Regions from separate parts of the Homo sapiens genome. Here region 1 is linked to region 2. The links are chromatin contacts, found by Hi-C in ENCODE. All regions are on one chromosome and are shown on one strand. Each heading gives the region's core, a stretch centred on a gene start or an enhancer-like site at or near the end of the contact. The rest is flanking DNA. Distances are from core to core; before and after follow the strand shown. Region 1 overlaps ATP10B (ATPase phospholipid transporting 10B (putative)). Region 2 has its middle 17 kb from the start of PTTG1.

Region 1 (3,235 bases), core at 211-2,710, 190 kb after region 2:
AATGTCTACCTGTCTGTCTACACATAGGAAATATTCTTTAAAATTCATTAGGTTAAAAAAGCACAGTCCTAAACAGTGGGAACGGTATGCTTCCACTTGTGAAGGATGTGCTTGTGTATATGCCATACTTGTCTGTTTCTGTGCACCTTTGGGAAGGACACACAGAAGCTGCTAATCGTTGTTGTGCCTGAGGTGGTGGGAAGAGAGGAGGGAGGGACACTTACTTTCCACCATCAGCTTTTGGTTCCTTTCAATTATGTAACCCTGTGGGCTATGACTATTATGGCAACATTTTCCTGGTTGCTGGGGAGCTGGAGGCTAACACTGTTTAGGGCAGTGATGGTTTTGTCCTGTCTAAGGCTCTGGCCTTAATGACATTTAGTTTGAATCAAGAACTGGGAAAGTCCAATGTTAGTAAATGCTCACTTAAATAGGAACACATGGATTGTTAGGGGAAGCTTTTCCCAAACGGGGCATAAGCCCAAAGAAAAAAACTCAGTGGTGAAGCAAGAAGGGAGTTTTCCAGATCTTGTCAGTTCCCACCTCTTGTGAACAGTGTCACTGAGGCTGGGTCCCCCCACCCCGATTTGAGACACTGGGGAACAAGGGGAGTACAGATAGGCTTCACTGCTTCCTGCCCTGTGTGATCACATCACTTCCAGAAAGATTCTGTGTACTTGGCTAATTAAATCAGGACTCTTATCTAACCTTACAGTGGGAGTGTGTGTATGTGGGCTGTCCCACCGATTTGGAGCAGACTGGGAGTGCTGCATAAATCTCTTCCAAAGAAAGAAAGGCAGACCAAGATTAGTGAAAGGAGGCAGAGGTCCAATGACACCTCCTTCGCTCCTCTCTGTTGCATTCTCTTCAGAAGGGTGGGGTGGCGGGGGGGATGTCCACAAAGGAAAGCAGTGTGGAAGTTTGGAGGAGCCTAACTGGCCCCAATACAAATTTTATGATTAGGAAGATATTCTGTGGTCTGATGGCACTGAAAAACATTCTGCAAGTGGCATTTTTACACAAAGACTCTCTGCTGAAATCTTGGCTGCGTACAGACAAGGAGAAAAAAAACCCATTTCATTTTCCATCTGCCAGTACTATTAAACATTGGCTTGGGACTCAACTCACCATTTTTATAAGTATATTACCCCCACCTTAAAGCCACAGATTTTATTGCAGGCAATTAGGTGACAATCACTGATGGTTTCTTGTTTTTTTTTGTCATAAAAGAAAAAAAAACAGCTTTTGTTGTTGCTGTTTTTGTCGATTGTTATTTTTGATTTAGAGCAAAGGGCCAAGGAAGCCAACAACTGGCTTCTTTAGAAGGTGGTAGAATGCTCCCTGGAGGTTTCAGAGGCAAATTTTGACTGAGTTCACTAAGGGAAGGTAAAGAACTGGTGATTCCAAGAGATGATCAGAACAGATTGGGTGCCAGATGGGCAGGTGCAGGAAGGCACAGAAGGCAGGTGGAAGGGGACAAGTGCAGAGAGTCTGTCAGGAGTGGGTGGGGGTGGGCACCGAGACAGCCACCTGGGGCTGCCACAGGAGCTCTCTAGGGACGGCTTCAAGGATCTGACACCAGCTAGATGTATTTGATGGGTTAGCACAAGAGTCCTTAAAGGCTGCATACTTCACTCCCTTCAGCAAATGCCTCCCAAGCTGTAGAAAGTGCCAATTTGAGCCAAGTGAAGACTCTTTCCTGGTGGGGTGATGGCCTGCTTATGGAGGGTCCCCATCTTGGCTGCTCCTTAGAATTATCAGAAATTAAAATATAAGTGCTCAGGACTCACACAAGACCAAATATACCAGGATCTCAGGGGAGAGAGTTCAACAACTGTATTTCATGGAAACTCCCCATTTTCTCTTTATGACATCAGATATGTGAACATTTGTTCAAGGCAGACAGCTTCCCTTTAGAAAGATCATTTAAAACTTCCATTAGGTATCTGTCTAGAACACACAATTTTAAGAATTAAATCCTCAAAATAAACTCATGAGCCAGAACAATTGTCTTCATTTTAACAATGGGTAGGTTGAGGCTTCCATTTCAGTAAGCCCACCAAAGTCACAGAGCTAGTACATGGGGTAGCTGAGATGAAAACCTGACACATTAGACTCCACGTGTGCCTAATTCATAGCTGGAAGTTAGCCTGCAGGTCAGCAAAACATTATGTTATTTGATCTTTAGAACAGCCTGGTGAGAATTGTAAGTAAAGTATTTTCAGGTGGTGAAAGAGACATAGAAGGAGGTTTAACATGTTGCTTAAGGTTACCCAGCAAGCCAGTAGCAGAACTAAAACCAGAACCTCCATTTCCTAACTCTTAGCCCAGTGCCCTTCCTCAAAACTACTCAAAAATACAATTGTTCCACTAACCCCAGATTTTTAAGTGACCTTATTACATAAGAGTATACTTAGCTGTTCATAAAAAGAACATATCACCATCTTCCCTTCACCAGGCAACAAGAATTGGAACTTAACTCGTGTCAATTTCCTTACTGCTCCTGAATGAACTTAGTCAGAACTTGCCTTTGGGACTGCCAGCCAGGGCAGGATGATGACATCTAGGATCTGGAGATAGCTCTGGGGTTAGTGTGTCCCTCTCACTGGCCATCAGCTAAAAGCCCTGCATCCAAGATTTACTGCCTGGACCAGGGATGCAGTTTTTCTGGGCTGCTGAGACTTGTCAGACTGAACAAGGGGCAGTGAATTGATGTGACCCAACTGAGATCCACAAAGGAAAGCTTCCTTTTTCTCCCGCTCATTTTCTGGGGGAGACATACTCAGGCATGTGGGATGCCTGTGGTATCTAGAACTGGAAGATGCCAACGACACACAGAATCTGTGCCTAATGAGAATTCACTAAGGTCATTTTACAAATATTTAAGAAAATAACTCGGGGAAGTGCATTACATTTATGGGGGCAAAATTAAGAAGGATGTAGCAATATACACACCTTGTTATTATCTCGTTTGGGAAAATAAAAAAAACCATGAAAATCTTCCTGAAGACATCTATGGATCATTTCACTTGTGTATTTATGAAGGTCATATGTCTTAACACACTGTTCTTGCCTTATCCTTGCTAATGTTGCATTTCCGTGCATGACAATAACCCGAGAGGGAACTCAACTTTGTCCTCACCCAAAGTTAGATGAGTAATGACCCAGAACAGAGGCTCACAGTGTTTCTTCTTTGTCACAGTCAGAAAACACAGTCCTTGGTTATGAATACTAA
Region 2 (3,441 bases), core at 808-3,307:
CCTGGAGATGTGACTCTCAGGAGGGCAGAGCCCTTTGTTCACTTGCCCTATGGACAGCATATTGTACATCAGTGCTTCCAAAAGGGTGCCTAGACATACCAGGGGTCCCCAAGACCTTTTAGGGGTACATGACATCAAATATATTTTAATAATAGTGCCAGGATGTTATTTGCCTTTTAAATTTCCATTCTTTCACAAGTGTACAGTGGAGTTTTCCAGAAGCTACTCCAAGTATGGTATTATAGCAGAGCAAATGAAGAAGTAGATGTGAGAAATCAGCTGTCTTAAGCCAGATAGTAGAGATTTTCAGAAATGTAAAACAATGTCATGTTAATTTTCTAAATGTGGGTGTTTTTTGGTTTAGGAAAATAGTTACTTTTTATAAAAATATATTAATTATGTTATAATTAATTGCTTTATTGTGATAATGTTTAAATAAATATATTTTAAATTCCTCAGCTTTAATTTCTAAAACTGTAAATATTGATAGGTATAATCCTTATAAACAAAAACTCTTTTTCATCCTTAATAATTTCTTTAAGAGTGTAAAGGAAGCCAGGCAAGGTGGCTTGCATCTATAATCCCAGTGCTTTGGGAGGCTGAAGTGGGAGGATTGCTTGAGCATAGTAAAACACCATCTCCACAAACAGCAACAACAAAACCCAGACTGTAAAGGAATCCTGAGACCAAACAGTTTGAGAACTGCATGTCTAGTGGATAAGCACCGAGGCTCTGGAGTTAGTATGCTTGGTTTGAAACCTGGCTTTGTGATCTTAGGCAAGTTACTTGACCAGAGACTTAATTTCCTTATCAGTAAACTAGGCTATGTCACAGTTATTGTGAGCAACAAATGAAATAATGCATTATTCATTATTTCATAAACGATCATTTCATGAATATTTCATCAAGTAATTTATTGAATACTGTATCTATGTATACAAAACCCTGTGGTTGCTGCTTTGAAGGATGTAAAATGACACAAGCCACAGCTCCCACTAGCAAGAGGTTTGCTGTCAAGGGTGAGATTTCTGGATTTGTAGTTAGCACCTTTGGGTTCAGTTCCCAGTTCCACCCTTGACCAGCTGATCTGACTTTCAGCATGCCACTTGCCGTTGGCTAAGGCCAGATCCTGAAGGCATCTTCGATGGTCCACAGAGCAGACAGTAAATTCCCACTTGCATCTTTGAAGCATCACTGCCTCCTGCCTCAGTTTAACAATTGGTTTTGTCCTTCCCTTTGAAAATGAACTGCACTACCTTTCCTCCCAAGCTAATGTAACCATGCCACTAGAGGGCACCTCCTGCCTTCTCAGTCAGTCGCAGCTTCCTCTAATTTGGAAATGATCTTTCAGCTGAGATGGGTGGTACGTTGGGGTTCGATGTCTTTAGGATTCCTCAGCTTGATGGATGTGGTAAGTTTTGTCCGAAAATCCTGATTGTTTTTTGCTTTTTCCTTTTTTCTTGTTTTTTTCTTTTACATCAGACCTCTTTTAATAAAACTGGGGTGGAGAGGTTGGTGGAAGGGAGGGCGCTGTTACCACCGCCACCTGACATTGATAAGTACTTACTGGCTGCCAGATCAGTGCTAAGTGCCTCACACGCATCGTCCTTTGGACTCTCAGAGAAACGCCATGGGGTGTGGGTATGCGTGAGCATTCATTATTGATGGTTGGAAACTTGGGCTCTGATTGGTTAAGTAACTTTTGCAACATCCAGCTAGAAGGCACACTTGGTACCACGAAGCGGTCTCCATAGAAGCTGGCCTCACCTGGCTGTTAAGTCAAGCAGGGAGCGGCGGGTCTTGCTGCTCTAGGACAGTAGTTCTCAGCCTTATCAGACATAAAAGCCCCTTTCTGTATGAAACATTTCGTAACACCTCCTGTACTACCCTGAAGTGATATCCACAGGCAGTGTGTGCCTATGCTTACATGTCCGCTTACATACAATGCAAAGGAAACCTTCTCCTTTTAGGAAAGTATGTCTTACAAGTATTAGGCTTGTCTATCTACACCAGAGGACAAAGGTGCCGGGCTAATTTCGAAACTGCCCACCAGGGGGCGGCATACCACATTCCCTGCTGCGATCAGCTCGCACAGACAGTCCCCCTCCGTGGTGGCTTTGGCTGTTTCCCCTTCAACTGGAATTGCCCCGTTAGACTCTTCCTGAGGTCCCCGGAGTGGCACAGGGGGTTGTGGTGGAGAGTGAAGCGAAGAAGTCACAGAGCGTGGAGCTGACCCTCATGTTAGTGTGATAGATTTCTAGTCACGTGTACCCACCATGAGTACAGTCAGATGCTTTAAAATTTTAGTTTCCTTACTGAGTGATTTGCTTACAAAGTGATTAGGAAGTAATATGTTTATTTTCATTGATACTGCTTTAAAAATTTTTTTATATTATAGTCAGTGAGCAGTATTCGTTTAATATTTTTCTTTAAATCAATTCAATTTTTCTTTAACATGAATACATATATTTAAACGGAAACTTTAATGTGTCAATGGAAAACTTGCATCATTTGACATAATCGGAGGGTAACCAAGACGAAAAGAAAAAAAGCAATGGTACTAAGTTCTTGCTGATACTGATGCGGTTTCCCACCAAGGATCCATTTTCTCTCTTAAAAGAGTTTCTTAAAGAAATATTTAAGGAAAGCTGTTAAAGATATATTAGCACTGAATTGAGATTATCCTTAAAGTAATCAGAGAGGCTAAAAGAGAAGTGAAAAGGGAATGGTTTTCTCATGATGTCGACCAACATTATTTTATTTTTATTTTTTAATTTCAATAGTTTTTGGGGAACAGGTGGTATTTGGTTACATGGATAAGCTCTTTAGTGGTGATTTCTGAGATTTCCGTGCGCCCATCACCAGAGCAGTGTACACTGTACCCAATGTCCCGTCTTTTGTCCCTCATCCCTCTCACCCTTTCCCCCGGAGTCCCTAAAGTCCATTATATCATTCTTATGCCTTTGCATCCTCATAGCTTAGCTCCCACTTAAAAGTGAGAACATACGATATTTGGTTTTCCATTCCTGAGTTACTTCACTTAGGATAATAGTTTCCAACTCCATCCGGGTTGCCGCGAATGCCATGATTTCATTCCTTTTTGTGGCTGAGTAGTATTCCACGGGGTATATATACCACGTTTTCTTTATCCACTCGTTGGTTGGTGGGCATTTAGGTTGGTTCCATATTTTTGTAATTGTGAATTGTGATGCTATAAACATGAGTGTGCGTGTGTCATTTTCATGTAATGACTTCTTTTCCTTTGGGTGGATACCCAGTAGTGGGATTGCTGGATCGAATAGCAGATCCAATTTTAAGATCAACACTATTTAAAGTTTTGTCTGTGTACCAGTAAAATCATCTCCTATATACCAGTGGACACAGTGTCTCCCCCTGTGGAGACAGTGGATGGCTTCCTGGGCTGGAGTCGAGGGACTGCTT

Evidence for each region. A loop is a pair of places that touch in the nucleus more often than their neighbours do. Pooled maps may share reads with other maps.
Region 1: a map of endothelial cell of umbilical vein shows a loop between it and region 2 (8-fold over the local background). The contact joins two enhancer-like sites. A Hi-C loop is called at or near these places in 4 of 168 maps with a recorded cell type or tissue (Caco-2, Calu3, endothelial cell of umbilical vein and 1 more), 10 of 37 single-sample maps with no recorded cell type and 7 of 50 pooled maps.

The regions. Positions count from the first base shown.
Region 1 is chr5:160,627,717-160,630,951 of GRCh38, forward strand. The region is part of intron 13 of ATP10B (ATPase phospholipid transporting 10B (putative)); the gene reads right to left. Among named protein-coding and RNA genes, the nearest start is that of MIR146A, 140 kb to the left of the region's middle. Within about 2 kb of position 1,461, at least 3 of the 41 ENCODE cell types and tissues checked have a DNase peak (open chromatin) inside an H3K27ac peak, as active enhancers do.
Region 2 is chr5:160,437,259-160,440,699 of GRCh38, forward strand. No RefSeq gene overlaps it. Among named protein-coding and RNA genes, the nearest start is that of PTTG1, 17 kb to the left of the region's middle. RefSeq lists a silencer at 1,623-1,682. Within about 2 kb of position 2,058, at least 23 of the 41 ENCODE cell types and tissues checked have a DNase peak (open chromatin) inside an H3K27ac peak, as active enhancers do.